2 separate regions of the Homo sapiens genome follow, and region 2 is linked to region 1. A link is an interaction called in ENCODE POLR2A ChIA-PET data of the cell type or tissue named here. Cell type or tissue: endothelial cell of umbilical vein. All regions are shown on one strand. Links, peaks and the distances in the headings refer to the core of each region. The heading gives the core; the rest is flanking DNA.

Region 1 (10,019 bases), core at 1,356-9,355:
GCCATTGCACTCCAGCCTGGGCGACAGAGTGAGACTTCGTCTCAAAATAAATAAATAAATAAATAAATAAATAATGGTTTGTGGATTACTTCTCCATTTTTCTTCATTTTTAGGACAATTTTTGTAGTTACTCATGGCTGTCCATAAGTTAACAAAGTCCAAGAGTAGTGAAAGCAGGGAGTTTATTTAATTAAAATCAGGATATCAATTAAATTCTATTTTTGGCTCAACCCTCTGCTCATTGACCTGTTCCATTTAGTACTGCAAAAAGTCACAGACAGAAATGCTGCTTACTTGGAGATATATACTATTAATGTGCTCACAAATTGCCAAAAGCAAATATTTTTAGCACAATTAAGACTCTAATATTACTGTAACCTGTCTTCCCTAATTTTCACTCATGGTTCAGTGGTAGGGCTTTTTTTTTTTTTTTCTCTCCTTTGGACTGAATGTTACACTATTTTTCTAAGAAATATTTTCTAAATATTGTCCCTCACTTGATTGTATCAGTCAGAGTTGGTTTGGAACTGGGTTTTGCAAAATCAGGGGTTTTACCCAACAATGGTTAATTTGGGCTTGGGTTTTGGCGTCATGACCTAAAACAATGTGGAGGGTTTCCACTTTCCAAGTTTTCTTAACTGACTGGTGATGCATCCTGAAACAAGAATCCCTGTTTTTCTTTTCAATAATTTTTCCCCTTCTGACAGGGTGGCCTGTGAAACTGAGTTAAAACATGTTATTTCAGTGCCACCGAACAATGAGTCAAACTAACCTTTTGCCTTTGCCACTTACTTTGTCATAAACGTGGGCAGGAGTATGTGGGTAAGGAGCTTTATCACTCTGCAGCCTATCTTACTAACTGGGAAAAGAAACCATGAGTTGCCTAGACTGCTCTTGTTCTCTTTCCACACAGCTCTGTTCCCAACTTTCTCTCCAAGCCAAGAAACTTTGATATCTTTCAGTTCTTACAATTCTTGCTCCTCACACCCTATGTAAGTCCAACTCAGAATTCCAATTCTGTTCTATTTCTTCACAGACATGTTATAGCTATATTTTTATGTACTATAGTTAATTGACTCAAGACTCTCTTGATGGTAAGACATATCATTATTTTCCTACCACCAAGAAAGCTGCCATTTGAAAATCTATGCATGCCATCAAATGTGTGATACATTCTTATTTAAGATATTAAAATAGAAAAAAGAGTTATCTTAGAATTGATGAACTATGTGATTTGAGGCAAAAAAGAAAATATAATACTTTAAATATTTTTACAAAGGCATTCGCAGAACCACTGACTTTCCCCCATTCTGATCTGCTGGTTATCTATAGCCCTGCCTACTTCTTCCTTCCCTTAATTTTTTCATTCCAAAAAAATACGTGATGCCTCCTACGTGCAGGCCCTGTGGTACCTGCCAGGGACAAACAGTAAATAAGAGAAAGACTTTATGCTGGGGAAGCTCCCATTTTGGGAGTAGATACAAAAATGGACTAGAGAATGACAGTAGAGTGACTGTCACTATATTAGTCACAAGTACAGAATTCTGTGGAAGCACAGTGAAAAATGACCTAACTCAGCCTTCTGGGGGTTATGAAGAGCTGTCCAGAAAGGCAATGTTTCAGCCAAGATCTCAAAGATGAACAAGTAGTGTTAGCCCTTCACAGGGACAAGGCAGGTGAGGAAACGAGGGAGGGTATCCCAGGTGAGGAAAGGAGGGAGGGTATCCCAGGTTAAGGAAACAGGAGGCAGCAAGAGAAATGTCTGGGCTGTTTTCTGACAAACACACAAGGTTCCCTAAGATTGCAGGACAGAAAGAAACAAGGTGAGCTAGAACCAGCTCAGGCATGGACTTGTGTGCCGTGCAGGATAATTCAAAATTGACTGAGGAAATTGATGACCCAGAGAGGGGCTTAAGCATACAATGAAAAGATCAGTTTAGCTTAAAATTTTTTATTTTTGCTTTGTAAGAATAAAATTAATCATGTATAATAAAAAATTCATCAAGTAAGGAAAGGCTTATTGAGGAAAACATTAATTTCTGGCTCCCGCCCCCTCATCTTCCATCTCTGAATGATAAGAAATCATCTTTAGTTCTTTCAGTTGTTTTTTTCTTGTAGTTACCTCCATACTAATTTTTAAGCTATGTTGCTGGTTCTGCTTGACATGATAAAACCCTTTAGCTTTTTCTCTGAACAGTTTAAGATCAGAAGTTCAAAGATGTACAAGTAAAGTTTCTAGTAATTAGGGCAATAAAAAAGCCAAAAGTAACACAAATACATTTTCAAAAATTAAATAAAAGATCACAAACAACTTGACAGTTTTGCAAAATATTTTCCAACTGATTCTTTTTTATTATTGTAACTTAAAATAAGAGAATCAAGGCATGCTGCTAGTTTTTAATTTACAACTTCAGATATTATCCAGTGATTTTTAAATTTTTTCTTCCTATAAAATTTAACTCATACATAACAGCATCTGCACCTCTCCACATCATCTTCTTAATATTATTAAAGCACTATTGTTGGCTACATAAATAGAGTTTATTAAAGTGTGTATAAGCGCTCCAGCAGATAAGTCATCTTATTTTCTTCTCTTCTCCTGGGCAGTTGCCACAACAGAAATACTTTGCCATACTTCTCACTTTATTCATTCCCTGGATGCCTCCATCAGAAACACCTTCATCCTTGTTCTATAGGATGTATATGGCAGTTGATGTCCAGACCTGACACTGGGATGTCATCCTAGGAATTCTCTTTGTCAGACAGCTTTTTATTCACATAATAACAGTTTAGTGGTGTATTAAGGGAGAGAAAGGATAAACGTGAGTTTAATGCCTTCTTTAACTGAATACTATATATATGTATGTATATATACACATATATGTGTATATATGTGTGTATATATGTATATATACACATACATGTGTATATGCATATATACACATACATGTGTATACATGCATGTATACACATGTATGTGTATATATGCATGTATACACATGTATGTGTATATACACACATATATGTGTATATATGTATATATGTATATATATATGTGTGTATATATGTATATATGTACATATATGTGTGTATATATATACGTATATATATACGTGTATATATACATATATATATGTATATAATTTTTTTTTGAGACAAGGTCTAGCTCTATCACCCAGGCTGGAGTAAGTACAGTGGCACAATCTCAGCTTACTGCAACCTCCTCCTCCTAGGCTCAAGTGATCCTCCCATCTCTCAACCTCCGAAGTAGCTAAGACTACAGGCCCACACCACCACACCTGGCTAATTTTTGTATTTTTCATAGAGATGGGGTTTTGCCGTGTTGCCCAGGCTGGTCTCAAACTCCTGAGCTCAAGTGATCCACCCACCTTGGCCTCCCAAAGTGCCGGGATTACTGGTGTGAGCCATCACTCCTGGCCTTTGTATACTACATTTTCAATTTAGATTTGCAATGTTTTAGTTCAAATAATTCCTTCGTCTCATGTATGATATATATATATATATATATTCTGAGCCATGCATTAATAAATATTAGAGACATAAAGACTTGTACAAGAGACATTAAAGACAGAACATTTGAAGGCAGAGCTGTCCTGTAAAATAGGAGTGTATGACCATATTTCCTAGCTAACTCTTATGCTCTGCTTTCTTGTATTTTTATAATATTTGTGGCCTTGATCAAAGTTTCTAAAGCCATAAGCTAAAATAGAATAGTAATGTCAGAAAAACTTCCCCCTTGATCTCAACTTTCTCACTTGGTCTCCCTGAAGTACTTTCACCAATACTTCAATGGATTTATTTATAAAATTTCAGACTTAGACAAGTGTTTAATCTAGATAAAGGTCAACCTTTCCCCTCTTAGCTCAGGAGGACATATTTTTTACTTTTTTTATTTAGCACAGCATAACTAAACCGACAACTACAGTTTGAAAAATCCTAACTTTGTGGTAGGCTCAGTAAATTAAATCGGTACTCAGTATTTTTTTGCCCAGTTGTTTGAATTCTTCCTTTTTCCTTGTAATCTTCTAGCAAATGCACTGTGTATGGGGCAATATCTGGAAAGATTGTCAAATACCACATAAAAAAAATAACGTATTTGTCCTCTTCAAGGAGGGAGCAGGTTTCATTTAAAATGTCATGATATAACGGCCGGGTGCGGTGGCTCACGCCTGTAATCCCAGCACTTTGGGAGGCCACGGCAGGTGGAATCACTTGAAGTCAGGAGTTTGAGACCACCCTGGCCAACATAGTGAAACCCCATCTCTAATAAAAATACAAAAAATTAGTTGGGCACGGTGGTGCCCACCTGTAATCCCAACTACTTGGGAGGCCAAGGCAGGCTAAAGCAGGAACCTGGGAGGTGGAGGTTGTAGTGGGCCGACGCCACGCCACTGCACTCCAGCCTGGGAGACAGAGTGGGAGACAGAGTGGACTCTGTCTCAAAAAAAAAAGTCTTGATATACTTTTGGAGTAGATAAGAACATGAGGGCATGTAAAGACCAGAGGTGAGAGTGATAAAATGTCAGCCAATCACTACAAACATTTGGCAATGGTAGAGAGGGGAGGGAGCAAACGAGATTTCTAAATCACTTTTCATATGAAAAGCATAGGAATTGAAGGATGGAAGAAGTGTATAGTTGGGCAAGGAAGCAAAGAATAAGAATTATAGGAATGTCTAACATTAATATATATGGCAATGTATCACTTAACAATAAGAATACATTCTGGTCATTATTAGATGATTTTGTCATTGTGCAAACATCATAGTGTTCTTACACAAACTCAGGTGACATAGCTTACGACATACCTGGGCTATACCACATAACCTATTGCTCCTAGGCTACAAACCTATTCAGCATGTTACCATATTGAATGCTGTAAGCAATTGTAACACAATGGTAACTATTTGTGTATCTAAACATAGCAAAACATAGAAAAGGTAATGCATTGTGCTATGACTTTACGATAACTCTGAGGTCCCTAAGTGATAGGAATTTTTCAGCTACATTATAATCTTATGGGACCACCGCAGTATACACAGTCTGTCATTTACTGAAATGTCATTATGTGGTGCATGACTGTATGTCAAAATAGATATATTTGTATTTTAATATATCCTAAAATATATATGAAAAATTTAATAACTATGTGTGTGTGTATATATATATATGTATATGTATATGTCAAAATAAATCCCATTCATTTTCACACCTTCAGAAAGGACTGCTATAGGCACACAGTCTTGGTTTAGGTGGGTTTCATGTAAGGGCTAGGGACTGATCAAGGAAGGATGTTGAGTTTGATGTGGTGAAAAATAGAGATGACAGGCAAGGGACAGCAGAGTGAACCATGAACTGAAAAAAAATCAGCAGAAACAAGAGCTCCAAGCCAGCAGTGGCCAGGAAAACTATAAATCGTCTCCCCTTGAGAATCTTCAGAGAGACAGGAAGAAACTCAAGGTTCCCACTCTTAAGTTCAGAGTACATCAGCTGACATCTGGGTTAGTTTTATGCAAGGTCTCTGAGCCTTGAAAAATGCAAGCAAAACCTGAAGCTGTCTAAAAAAGACAGAATTTTATGCTTTTGGTGAGGACCAAACAGAAAAAGTATTCAACCTAAGTAAGGACTCAGTAGAATACCCCAGAAAATCCCCTTCGCTGAATGTCTCCTAGGGTAAATTTTCTTGGGGCAGGGAGAAAGTACTGGAAGGGAGGCTGGACCACACAAACCCCAGAGTTCTTGAAGATTCGGAGAGGCTATAGTTCTAGGAGCTGTGCAGACCTGCACCATTTCAATTTTCCTCAAATAGAACTAAACTGATTTAATGTATCATGCCTCAAAAGTTTCTTAGCAAAGTTCAGCAATATCACATGGTAGTCCCTATTCCTGTTCAAGCCAGTGACGGGGAAATGGAAGTCTTGCAAAAACTATTCCAGTATTTCCTGTTGGATAACCTCTGTTGGTCTCTAAAAACACCAAAAGCAGAAGTCAACTGAATCCAAAGTGGAAAAGCTTCCAAAAACAGGGTTGATCAGGTTGAACCATCAGGGCCTGCCTCTTACAAAGACATCTCCTCCTGGTCAAGACTGAGTTTTCTTTTCTGTAAAAAAGGGCCAGCATGCTAAATTATTGTTAGAATTCCTGATGCCTTCTCATAAGCAGCTTCTGGGCACTTGCATTGTAATTCAAAATGCAATCTTTATTTTAGGGAAAAATCAGTAAAACGGGGCCACACTAACCTGTCATTTTCCTCTTCTATTTTGAAGCTCTCCATATGGGAGTTAACCTCTCCCAGAAAAGCACTTGGAAAATTCCTAGTTAGGCCACTTGCTTGTTTTGTGAATGATGTTTGAGGTTGGCTATAACATATATAGCATGCTTTCTTCTTATTGCTGCCTTTTTCAGGCATGTTTTTGTTATTTTGGCATTTTTATGGAAGTAATTAAATATTATTTGGTTTTAAGCTGGTGTAGAAACTGTAGAGATGGGGAAAATACTCCCTAGCTGAAATACGACATACATATACCCATACAATCATAAACACACATACATATGCATGCAACATTCCTAAAGTATGTCCAGATAGTTTTGGCTTGATTAAGCTTTTTTCTTTTCTTTCTTCCTTTCTTTCTCTCTCTCTCTTTTTTTCTTTCTTCCTTCTTTCTAAGAGTGTGGAAGGAAGGAAATGAAAGGCAATATGATTTCCTTTTCATTTTAGGCTTGTTGCTAATAGAAGCAGCATTGTTTGGATGCCCAAGGCCCCTGCTTTCTACTCAGAGTTAAATGTTGTAGAAATGTTTTTTTCAAGCCTTATTCAGAATGACTGAAATATTTTTGTAGGGCGTCACCTTCCAAACCATCATTAATGTTTTCAGTTTGAACAGCAAGTAGCACTGCTGTAGTAACATTTATAGGAATATTCTTTCCCCATCCCATCTCACCTCCCCAAAAAACATAAAGCTAAAGTAAATCCTGGTATTAATATTTAGGCTAAAATTCCTGACACACTGATAGCATTTAGTAAGCTCTAAAAAGTATCCATAAAAAACAGAATGTTTCTTATTCTATTAAATCAGTTTTATGCAAGGTTGTATGATAAAAACTAACAATTTTAAGAGAAACCTTGTTTTTGGTTATTGGAAAAATTCAACTTCTGTTGACACTCAGAGAGAAGCAAGTATGAAAGAATAAAGTTGGGACTCACGCCAGAATACATTTTTAAGAGGAATTCTACAGCTGTTAGAAGAGTAAAAACATCTATTTAATGTTTCATATCTGTTGGTAGACTTAACAAGAGAAAAAATTGATTCCATTTAAATACTTCTTAGAAGTCTTAATTGGAATATCTGGCTTCATTGCTATATAATCCAGTAGTTCGGTCTGCATAATATTTATGTTAAAATTGAAAGGAGATTGTATGTGGATACATATTAAAATACTCTATATATTTTATGATTATATCAATGATTTATTAAAAGCATACGCAGAACACTTTCTTATCTATCCATATTTTTTGTTGGCAGGAGACATAAACAAATCATCTAATATCATTATTGTTAAATGAATCATAATCTACTTTCAGTTTTACAATGCCAGTTGCTTGTGGGGAGTACATTTATTTCAGTTCTGTAGACCTACTATATACTCAACACAAATAACAATATCTTCTCTATGTGGTCTTTCATATGTAATTTGGAATTGGGCTAAGAAATAAGCTTTGCTAATAAGCTCTCTAAAAAATAAGATGATCTCTAACTCAGAGCATTATCAAATTATTTGCATTTTAAAATCATTTTTGATTTACATAAATCAATTGAAAGCAAAAATCTGATTGAGTCTAATCCTCCTTTTTATAACAAATGTATGTAATGATAGCTCTTTTAAAAATAGAGGCATTTTATGACATTTCTGTCATGACTGATTTCATCTCTTCAATCATAATATGCAGGACAGATATTTTTCACATCAGAAGAGTGCCACACATTTTTCTAATGTGTCATTAAATTAGACATTTGGAATTAGGAATTAGTCATCTGCTACAGAACACAACGTAATGGGTGTGCCAATATTGGACACCAGGTCAACGCTACACCAATCTAGGTACCCTCTATTAGACGGTAAAAGCATCTTTTCTACTAAGGAATATCAAACCTTAGCCTCCCTTGTTATGAATAATTACCCTATGGTTTCATTTCCTCATTATCATTTGTGTTCATTAGTTAGCATCTTCTATTAGGTTTTAAGAAGATCCATTCAGTTAAATGACAAGTATCTCTACTCACTTCTTTAGTTAACATAATACTATTATTGTTTTAAAAATACTTGAATTTTTGTTGTGTTCAGACTTACATGTCAGTTCAGCCTGGAGACTATTCAATTAAAATGAATAATATAAATTATCTAAGACGATTATTTCAGCCAAAAATGTTTCCCAATCCAAAAGGTAAATGTTTTACTAGATTTATATCAGATTTTACTTTTATTGTAAATAGCACTTCCGTGACAGCCCTAACTCTATTCTCTTGAACTTTTTTCTGGGTTTGCCTTGAAGGCTATACCTTTTTCTATGAGTTTTGCTCAGAACTGCTACAACCAGTGGGCATTCCTCAGCTAAGAAGAACCAGATGGCCATGAAGAGATGCTAATGCTCCCCTTCACGTCTCTTCTGGGCAATCCTTCTTCATAGGGCATAGGACTTACTGCTACTCCGAGACTTAACACTAATCCAAATAACCAAGGACAGTTGTCTTACATCGATGGCAGGTATAAACCAAAAGGACCCTACCTGTTTGTAGCAAGAAATTGACTTGTTTGGGAAGCAAAAGCCCAAACAAAGTTGAGAACTAAGTTGTACCATATATTACATATGGTACCAAAACAATTTTCTGATCCAATTAAAATATTTTAGGCAAAATAGAAATAGAAAGCACTATGGTTTTACAGCATAATGCTTAGAGATACTTGGAGATTAAAAACCGTATGCATCTAAGGGGAGAAATTAAAATATAGCTAAATTCAAAGCATCTGTGCTAATGGAGACATGATGGACAGTTTAAAACGCTATTATCTGTTCCTTCTACCTTCTCCTTTATCAAATATTTAAGAGGTCATGCAGAATAATTGAAAGATCAATTATAAGGGCAGAGTAATAAGAGAAGAATTGGCACCTTCACCAGCAATCAATGTGCACTTGAAGGAATTCCTGACCTCTCTGAGACCCAACATTATCGTCTTGAAAATGAAAACAATGACAATGGTCTCACTTGAAAAAAATTAATATAAGAATCAAATGAGAATATACATTGTATTAGTCTGTTTTCATGCTGCTGATAAAGACATACCTGAGACTGGGCAATTTATGAAAGAAAGAGGTTTAATTGGACTCCCTTTTCCAAGTGGCTGGGGAGGCCTCACAATCATGGTGGAAGGCAAGGAGGAGCATCACATCTTACGTGGATAGTGGCAGGCAAAGAAAGAAAATATGTGCATTTCTGTCTTTTTAAAACCATCAGATCTAGTGAGACTCATTCACTATCACGAGAACAGTGCAGGAAACACCTGCCCCCATAATTCAATCACCTCCCCACCAGGTTCCTCTTGCAACATGTGGGAATTGCGGGAGTTACAATTCAAGATGAGATTTGGGTGGGGACACAGCCAAACCGTAATATATATATATATATATTCATAGATACACATATATAAGAATATATAAATATATAAATGAATATATACATATATATGAATATATAAATATATATATATTTTTGAGACAGGGTCTCGCTCTGTCACTCAGTCTGGAGTGCAGTGGCAGGATCACAGCTCACTGCAGCTTTGACTTCCCATATGCAGATGATCCTCCCACCTCAGCCTGAAAATATTTTTAAAAGCTATATTAAACTAAAAAAATTGTGTGCAAATAATGCAAAATAGCATTATCTTCATCAAGATCAAAGTTGTTTCCAAGTTCTATCCCATTCCTATTTCTGTCCACTGGTG
Region 2 (10,019 bases), core at 1,339-9,338, 57 kb after region 1:
GTTCTTTTAAGTTTGTCTTTGAGTTGGGAAAGTAGACCTATTTGGCTTGGCTTAAGGGCTAAATGTCTCCTCTTCACTTGGTCTTCTAATCCTCAGTCCTTCCTGGCTATGTGGCATCATGTCTTTAAAGCAGGGAGAGTAAAGTATCAATATTTTAAGAAGGAACATTCTTCCCACTTACGTTTTCTATTCTTCTTTCTTTTGAGCCCTTTCTAGAAAGAGTAATGCTCTAGCCTTCAACCAGAAATGAAAAGTCTATCTTCAAATGGTTTAAACTTTTCATATATGCCTTCATATATGTGTCTGAGGCTTCGGTGTGCTAGCCTGCAAATAGATTCTAGTTTTCTTAATAAATTACTCTTTATGTTCTTTTTTAAGGTAATAGAGCATGAACATCCAGTAAATAAGATTTCTTTCATTGCCCGTGATGTGACAGACAACCGGGCATTTGGTTACGTGTGTGGAGGAGAAGGCCAGCATCAGTTTTTTGCCATAAAAACCGGGCAACAGGTGAGCTCTAAGTCTTGACATAGACCTGGGGACTTGTCCTCTGTGGACATTGGAGTGTCTGTCACTCAACTAAAAGATTTACTGGAAATAATTGGATGTAAGAGGGCTAAATAATAATTCCGAGAATGACTATTTTTATTGGCCTATGGAATCTTTTAAAAATGTCATTGATAGCTATGCACTGCTGTGTGCCACAGGATTGTGAGAATGGACCTTCTTATAAAGTGAATACTGACTTCACAACAGTGGTGAATTATTCTCAGGAACCTTAAAGGACTTCAAATATGATCATGATACCTCTTGTTTTGTCTAAATACTTATTAACCCTGCTGTCTTTTATATACCTAAGGGTGAGGATTGGGTTGGTGGTGATCCCCTATAAGCCAGCAGAGGGTAGTAAGGCGTTTTAAGATTAAAAAAAAAATCCCAGTATGAATTATAATTGATAGCAGACAAAGGAAATAAAATACTAAAATTAAAATACGGATAACAGTGCTTTCCCTTACTGCAGGCTGAACCATTAGTTGTTGATCTTAAAGACCTTTTTCAAGTTATCTATAATGTAAAGAAAAAGGAAGAAGAAAAGAAAAAGGCAAGTACTACCTGATTAAGGCTCTATTAAATTTAAAACTGGCTGGGCATGGTGGCTCACACCTATAATCCCAGCACTTCGGGAGGCAGAGGTGGGTGGATCACCTGAGGTCAGGAGTTCGAGACCAGCCTGGCCAACATGGCGAAACCTCATCACTACTAAAACTACAAAAATTAGCCAGGGGTGGTGGTGGGCACCTGTAATCCCAGCTACTTGGGCGTCTGAAGCAAGGAGAATCACTTGAACCCGGGAGGCAGAGGTTGCAGTCAGCCGAGATGGTGCCACTGCACTCCAGCCTGGGCGACAGAACGAGACTCTGTCTCAAACAAACAAACTTAAAACTGTACTCAGGACTATGTTTAATATTATATATAAATATGGTCTATCTGAAAATTTGGCTTCTATATGTATTGTCTATTCTTCCCAATAGGGCAATGGATACATTTTTATGGTTAGGCACTTCTAATCTGCACTCCCTGGCTTTTATTTTTTTTCTCTCTATGAGATTCATATTAATTCTAGGAAATATACAGGACAACCAAGTTTAAATCCAGTAACTCTACTCAAACCTTATATTGATATGAAAAGGGGAGGGGAACGGAGGGCAGAAATAATATACAAGACTTATTCTTGCCTTATGCCTGTGAACCATAGGCATACTTGTTTGTGTATTTAACTCCCTTTCACTATGAATATGAAGATCACTGAATATGTATCTTTCTTTTTAGATAGAGGAAGCCAGCAAAGCAGTTGAGGTAAAATTGCATCTTTACTTCTTGTTAATCATGTGTGTGACATGCGTAAGCCCCTGTTTTCTACCTGCCCAACCACTCTCGCCACCTCGCTTATTACTATGTGTTTATGACTTCTCTGATCATGAAAGATGTTTAGTTAAAAGATGATACCAAAACCATTGCTGCTTAGCAGACTAATAGAGTGGACAAATACATTTTATAGACAAAGCTCAACTAAATCCTTAAATATTTGCTATCTTTTCAGAATGGGAGTGAGGCCCTAATGATTCTAGATGACCAAACTAACAAACTGAAATCGGTATGTATTAATATGTGACGTTTGACAGTTCTTACTTATCTGAACATGGGTTCTACTTCCTGTAGATGTTGCTGATACCAAATCTGTATTGAATCTATATGAAAATCCAATTGAGACAACTGTTTTTCAAAATATTAGTGTAACATCTATGTCAATATACAAAAGTAGTCAAAAAAAGATTAGAAAAGTAATCTTTTTAGTAGCCACACCTGAATCTAATCTAATACTTTTTAAGGATGTGGACAAGATAGATTTGCTTTGAGACATGTCTACACTTCCTGACCTAAACAGCTTAATATGAAATCTATTAGTTAAATGGAAATTAAATTGTGACAGCTACTTTCCTAAACTTTAGGAAACAAATGATTACAATATACGAAGTAATCTTTTTTAGTAGACACATCTGAATCTAATCCAAATACTTTTTTAAGGGTGTTGACCAGATGGATTTGTTTGGGGACATGTCTACACCTCCTGACCTAAATAGTCCAACAGTAAGTGTTTGTTTTTAAATTTGCAATGTAATAAAATGACATCTATAACTCAAATTGGCAATAACCAGAAATCTTAAGCATCTCATTGAAACTTGGAAGGTGACTGTTGATTTTTGCAAATGAAGTGTCAATGGTTTTTAGAATAAATGTGAATCTTAAGTCACCATGGGAACCTATCCACACTAATTCAGTTATATTAATATTGCTTACAGATTAAACCTGAACAATAAGTCAGCAATGTAGTCCTTCTTGGTATCACTTAGGATTAGAAGGAGGAGGTGAATAATAGTCCTTGAATAAGCCTACTTGAAGAAAGTATGACTGTTAGATGGTTAATCATAAAGCCTCCTGGCCTCTTCATTTCTTTTGCATTCTGTCTGTTGCAATTTAGCAGCATAAATTTGGTGTGAAGTAAGATTTAAAACAAACAAGTGGCTCAGTTATATTCCACCAAAGCTTGTCCTTGTTAGAAAGCTGCCCATTCTCATAGGATTTTATACCATATCCAGTCTGCTCAATATTGAATGATCTGTAACAACCCTGTAAGAACAGAACAGTATTTTCCTTTATAAATTAAAAAAAAATGGTGGTTCAGGGAAAAAAAAGAAGAAAAAAAAATAAAAAGGAAAGAGGTCCAGATTCAAGACTTAGGCCCAAGTCTTCAGACCTTCCAAAACATACCTCTAATGAAAATGTCCATGACATTTTGAATGACTTCTTGCAACTTCTTTTATTTATGTAACAGTTTCCTGAGCACCTGCTATTTGCAAGGCATAGCAGTAAGATGCACAACATCAATGACATCATGGAATTTACTCTCCGGCAGGGAGACCAACATTAAAACTAATCACATCGTTAGTAATTGATGTTACTACAGGGTATTTATCTAGTTCAGATTCAGGTAATGCTTCTGCAGGAGTGAGTTTCTAGATTTGAACATAAAAGATGAGAAGGCAATAAACAGACAAAAAGAGAATTAGTCTAGAATAATGGGGGGAAATGTCTAGAAAGGACTCTCTTGTATCAGGAAATTATCATGGAAGCCTATGTGACCAAGGTTACAGGAGTTGAAGCAATGGATCAAAGATTGGATAAAATTCTCCCTTCAGACTTCTGCAGAGAATTTGAGGCCTGTGAATCCTTACTGCATAAAACTTTCAGGTCAAATGAGATGGAGAGGAGCAGGGACTTCATGCATTCTTCTCTGACCCTAACCATATGAGTATCACAATGCATGGTAGCATTCTAAAATGCCTTTAAGAGAGAAGCCTGTTTAATATTCATTTTAGCAGTGAGCCCTAACTCACTTGCCTATAGAACCTTTCATTCTTCATAATTTTTGTTATAGTTCTGAGGATAAACTTTTTAAAGTACTAGACTAGATTATCCTGACAGGTCCATCCTAACTCTGAGGTCCTTTTGATTTGTAGTCAACTTTGTGCTCTCCTCCATTAGTGATGTTTTCTCAAATAAATCAGTATCTGAACACTTACTTCCCAAGTATAAATGACATTCAAACAAGTAATATTCAAAGAGAGCAAAGCACTCAAGATATGAAGTGGAATTCCACTGGAATAGGCAAGGAAGTACTGCCTATATAATCTACTTCTGTAGACTTCTAGAATGTTCTAAAAAAGGAAATGGAAAACAACATGGATAATCTTCAGTCTCATTTTTATTAGACTTTATGAAGTCTAAGAATTTTTTATTTATAGGAATTCAAGTTTTAGTTAAACTAACAATAAAGTAATAAATACCATCAAAATATATACTCTCTGATAACCAAAAGAAGGCTAACAGATCTAATTATGTGCTGGTTAGGCTTTGACATGTTCTTATCTATTGACTCTATAGTCATAGGTCAAAAATAGATTTATCTCTACTTGGTAAAGCCAGCATGTTTAAAAATATTCAACTCTTTCAACAATTGCTCTGAAATATGTAAAGAGAGAAAGAAATCTAAATTACCTAGACTTTATTATTGGTCCTAGATGGTTGTCACTCCCCTCAAATTTATACAGAAAAGTTTTATGAGTTTCAAATAATGCTCATGTTGCAAACTATGTGGTATCCCCTAGAACAGAATTTTTATTGGCAAGCCCCTTGAGCATTATCCTTCCACACTGCATCTCAAAAAAGGAAAAGAAAGAAAAACATAAAAACCCATGTTCTGCAACTTTAACAACCACTTGAAAGCACAGTTACTATGGAAAGAATATAAGACATGATCTGTGATCAAGGAGATTAAATCTGGTACAAGGGATGGGATCAGGATACAAAGCAGGAGTGTCACTTATGTCCTTGTGTACATGCCATAAGATAACACGGGTGGGCACAGGGCAAGTGCAGACAGAAAAATCGATGCTAAAAGCTTTGTAAAGAATCTGAATTTGAGTTGGGTCTTTGAAGTGTGTAGGAAAATAGATCATAGTTGGGCTAGAAACAACGTGGGTCTTATTGTGGATCATTTGGAAATTTGGCCTAAGGAGGTTTATTTTAATATAGGGAGCCAGCAGTAAGCCACTTAAGGCTTTGAGTAGAGAAGTCCTCAGTCTGACAAACTGGAATGGTTAGGTGAGATTAGCCACCCAGAGAAGAGCTAGGCTATGGAACTCAGGATTTATGTCCGATTACTGGAGCTCCCTACGAGCAGGTTCTGTAACGCACTGCCGTGTCTCCAGTGCGTGCGGCTCAGGTGCTCAAACAGTGGCCAACTGGAGGCAGTGTTGACAGTTCGACAAAGAATGAATGAGGCGCTGACCAAGTGGGTGGATGAGGAGTCTTTGGGCTCTCAGTTGTAGTCTGTGAACTACACTTTTAATCTTGGATTAATAACAAACCCAGCCTGAGGAGAGCCTTATACATTTTACTTATAGGGTGACTATTCAGAAGTCTAACATTGTGGCTCCTGTTTGGTGTCCTAAGAACTTCTTCTGAAGTATTTGAAAACGAGAACTCTACCAGCTGTGAACACTCAACTGTTCTAACCCAGAGGTGGCTCAAAACAAATAAATAAATATTGAAATCACAAGCTTTTGTAATACATTTTATCCTACCTTTTGATTGTATAAAGATCCCTAGATTAATAGCTCTTCCAATCCATTTCTCTGATTAAATTTTTTTTTAATTATAAGCTCTTTCTTGTGACAAATTCTTCTTTTATAAAGAGAAAGCCTGGCTTTGGCTTATAAAAACTGTATTTTTATGCCTCACAGTAAAGGAATCCAAAAGATAGATTACCATTTAGGTCTGATTTTGCTGTCTCTTTTGTGGCCATGAAATAGGACTTAAACTTTCTAAACAATTGGGTATTTTTTTTTCTTTTAAAAGCCAAGGAGTTCTATTTGAACCCTTTTGTATTTACTAGTTTGCAAATTTTATATTCCCTTGAAGTTGTTTATTTTCCCCAATGATCAAAATATTTAGTATTCTGCTCAGGGTAATGCAAGATAACTACTATAACTTGCACTTCAGCAAGGCATTTTTTATCATTTATATTCTTCTCTGGGTAGCATAGTTAAGTATTTAATGGATCAAAGTCAAGCAGAAGGAAGTGATGTCAGTATGAAAGTTCTGTTCTAGGATGAGTTATAATTCTGTCTTTTACTGGAATAAAGACATGTCGGATTCATCAAATTTACTGCTTTTAAGCTGAGAATTTTTTATCAAACAGTTGAAAATCCAAAAAATTAACACACCAGAGAAATGATAGAGAGGGGATAGAATTAGTAGAGCTACATATTTGATATGTCTTTCAAATTAACTCTTAAACCCATGTCTCTACCTTGTACAATAGTCCCCCTTTATCTGCAGTTTCACTTTCTGAAATTAAGTCTGTGGTCAACCTTGGTCTGAAAATAAGTGAGTACGGTACAATATAATATTTTGAGAGAAGAGAGACAGAGAGACCACATTCAAATAACTTTTATTACAGCATATTGTTATAATCATTCTATTTTATTACTTGTTAATCTCTTATTGTGCCTAATTGATAAATTAAACTTTATCATGTGTATGTATATGAGAAAAATACTGTATATAGGTTTTGGCACTATGTGCCATTTCAGACATCCACTGTGGGCCTTGGAACATATTCCCTGAGGATAAGGAGGGACTACTGTATATAAATTAAAGATCAGTTGTTGGTTGACTTTAACCACTAAATAGATGAGATTACTGTCACAACACAGGCAACTCTAAGCAATGTTATGAAAAGATGTACAAATAGGAGATCTTAATGTGTGATTGACTAAATTAGATCAGTATTGAGTGTCTCTTTCAGAGGACATAGACAAAAAGGGTAAGCCCAGAGGAGAGACTGGGATGATGAGGATGAGATCCTACTTGACTATCAGCTTCAGCAAGAGCCTTAAATATTAAGAGACATACCTGAAGGCCGTGATATAAAAGAAAAGCCTCTCTCCCACCTCTAGAGGAAAGAACTGGACCGATTTTAGGGAAATGCATTTGATCTTAAATTTCATCACAGCCAGAACTATAAAATATGAATGTATTAGTCGATGAATTTTCTCATTTAGAGAGATGATCCTACATGACTCTGGGGGTACAATAGAGAGGACTGTATGTGTATAGGTAGGAAGCTGAGCTAAGCTTCTGAAATCACTTACTTTCAAGCTCAACATACTTTGATAATCATTTATAGTGACTCACAATCAATTCCCTTTAAGACTTTCAAAGTCACAAATTGAAACAATGCTCATAATGAATTAAGCCAGTCTGTATGTGTGAACCAGGGTGAGCAGAGACATGAAGTAAGCAACAGTAAGATTTCACCTAATGAGGTTGAGACTTAAATAAAAGGGCATGATATTGGGGAGGAATAGAAAGGACCTAGTCTATAGCTAGGGAGTAATGGACTACGGGGGTTGATGGAAGGAGGTAATGATCAACCGATTTATCAAGACCAAATTCAAATGGAAATTCTGATAATCCTAGTCATCTTATGTAATTTTCTCATTTGAAGTCACAACATGGACTAACACTTTCTTTTTTTTTCTTTCCAAATGTGATAGGAAAGCAAAGATATCCTGTTAGTGGATCTAAACTCTGAAATCGACACCAATCAGAATTCTTTAAGAGAAAATCCATTCTTAACAAACGGCATCACCTCCTGTTCTCTTCCTCGACCAACGCCTCAGGCATCCTTCTTGCCTGAAAATGCCTTTTCTGCCAATCTCAACTTCTTTCCCACCCCTAATCCTGATCCTTTCCGTGACGATCCTTTCACACAGCCAGACCAATCGACACCTTCTTCGTTTGATTCTCTCAAATCTCCAGATCAGAAGAAAGAGAATTCGAGTAGCTCGTCTACTCCGCTGAGTAATGGGCCCCTGAATGGTGATGTTGACTACTTTGGTCAGCAATTTGACCAGATCTCTAACCGGACTGGCAAACAGGAAGCTCAGGCAGGCCCATGGCCCTTTTCAAGTTCGCAAACCCAGCCAGCAGTGAGAACTCAAAATGGGGTATCTGAAAGAGAACAGAACGGCTTCTCTGTCAAATCCTCCCCGAACCCTTTTGTGGGAAGCCCTCCCAAAGGACTGTCCATACAGAATGGCGTAAAGCAGGACTTGGAAAGCTCTGTCCAGTCCTCACCACATGACTCCATAGCCATTATCCCACCTCCACAAAGTACCAAACCAGGAAGAGGCAGAAGGACTGCTAAGGTGAATTGTCTTCTCCACATATCCATTAGCAGAGTGCATGTTCGGTACCAAAGGGTGGTGTGATGCAAGCTCTCTTTCCTGCTGCTCTCGTAGTTTCCTGTGTTGCTGTGAAATAGAAGGTGGGATAAGGCACTTTGGTTCTCCAGGAGTACTTTCCTCTAACTGCCACCGTTTTTAAGCTTCTCAGCAGTGTTTTTCACACCCTGCTTTCCGTGTGCATGTCTTGTCACTTATGATTAAACTAAACACAAGTTTTTCCATTTTTAATGCTGCTATGCTTCTATACCTCTGGTAAGTTTGATCATCGTGTTCTGGGTTGGGAGGGTGAGAGTTCTTGTGATTCCCTTTGTACTTCCCTGACACTAACACATGCCCTGCACACCCATCATGTTGCATCAGTGTCCATGGTGGTGGTATAAAATTCTCGAGCTTATCTCCTCTTTTAAATACTGAGTAAATACATAAGCTTTTTCTAAGCTTATGTATTTACTATTACCACTATGATCTCAGCTTTATTTAAGAGCAATTTAAAATGCAGTTCCCATAGGTGTCTTTTTTTACCTCTCCTAAGAATATACAGGCTTGCCTGGATTAAGACCCTATGATCTCTATGTAGACTGACTTAAAATCCAATGGAATGAACAAAAATATTTAGGATGCTTATTGGTAGTTGCCCCTTTTACACACTTGCTCCCCCAACTTCAAGCATTTAGCGATGAGACCAGACCAATGTGAGTGTGTAAAGGAATATAGTAGATTTCACTTTGCAAGTCCTAGGTAGTGTCAGACACTAAGACTCAGTAGTCCGTCCGTTGTAGGAATCTGTGTCTTTTTTTGGAGGACTCTTTTTCTGTAGTAGTAGTTGTTGTTGTTCATCTGTCAAGAAAAAAGTTTTCCTTTTTGTGGCTCTCAAATTGGGGTATAGGGTAGGAGACAAAATGAGGCTGTATTTCACTGTTAGTGAGTAACTAAGGCTTCTCCCTCCCTCCCTGTCCTGTCAGTCTTCAGCCAATGACTTGCTTGCATCAGACATCTTTGCTCCTCCCGTCTCAGAACCTTCAGGCCAGGCGTCACCCACAGGACAACCTACAGCCCTGCAGCCCAACCCTCTGGATCTCTTCAAAACAAGTGCTCCTGCCCCAGTGGGGCCCCTGGTGGGTCTAGGTAGGTGCCTAGAGATAAAATTAAGTATGACTCTTTTGCTTTTGCTCATAAAATGATGATGCATCGGAAGAGATTTCATACTCCCAGAGGGTTTTACAGCATAAGATTTGAGCATCCCAGGGAGCCCTTCTCCCACTTCTACTATACAACCCCACATCCATTTGATATTCTTGACTTGTAACTCACATTTGGCTCCTCGAGGCAGCATGAGACAAGAAATTCATTTTCAGTATTGTACTTACTTGAACCAACTGGTCATGGTTTCCTGAAAGACAATTGTAAGGGATTCTAAACTCAGACCAGCTTCAGTAGCAAAACAGGGTTGACATAAGAGAGGCTTGTCTGTCAACATGCATGTCTTCCATGTCTTTTGCCATAATAGATCGAAGGCCTATGTCCTTTCAACACATAGCCCTCTTAGAAGGAATATATGCCCAAGAAGGATGTAAGTTAAGTCTGAAGCAAGAATAAGTCATAGAGTGAAAGTCCTAGGTTCTGGGCCCAGCTGTGTTCCTAGGT

The links. Peaks named below come from ENCODE experiments on the same cell type or tissue, not always from the same donor. Only the 100,000 strongest peaks of a DNase experiment are listed, where the experiment ranks them.
Region 2: POLR2A ChIA-PET joins it to region 1 with 5 read pairs; 2 of 35 experiments call an interaction of 5 or more read pairs at or near these places.

What each region holds. Positions count from the first base shown.
Region 1 is chr5:39,437,963-39,447,981 of GRCh38, reverse strand. No RefSeq gene overlaps it. Among named protein-coding and RNA genes, the nearest start is that of DAB2, 18 kb to the right of the region's middle. In endothelial cell of umbilical vein, for the core only: no CTCF peak of the experiment used is centred there; a DNase peak (open chromatin) is centred at 6,001.
Region 2 is chr5:39,380,935-39,390,953 of GRCh38, reverse strand. It overlaps DAB2 (DAB adaptor protein 2), which reads left to right. Exons shown (of 15, transcript NM_001343.4): 5 at 379-510; 6 at 1,022-1,102; 7 at 1,831-1,857; 8 at 2,102-2,155; 9 at 2,587-2,649; 10 at 7,683-8,336; 11 at 9,338-9,500. Among named protein-coding and RNA genes, the nearest start is that of C9, 21 kb to the right of the region's middle. RefSeq lists enhancers at 7,544-8,743, 9,020-10,019. In endothelial cell of umbilical vein, for the core only: no CTCF peak of the experiment used is centred there; no DNase peak of the experiment used is centred there.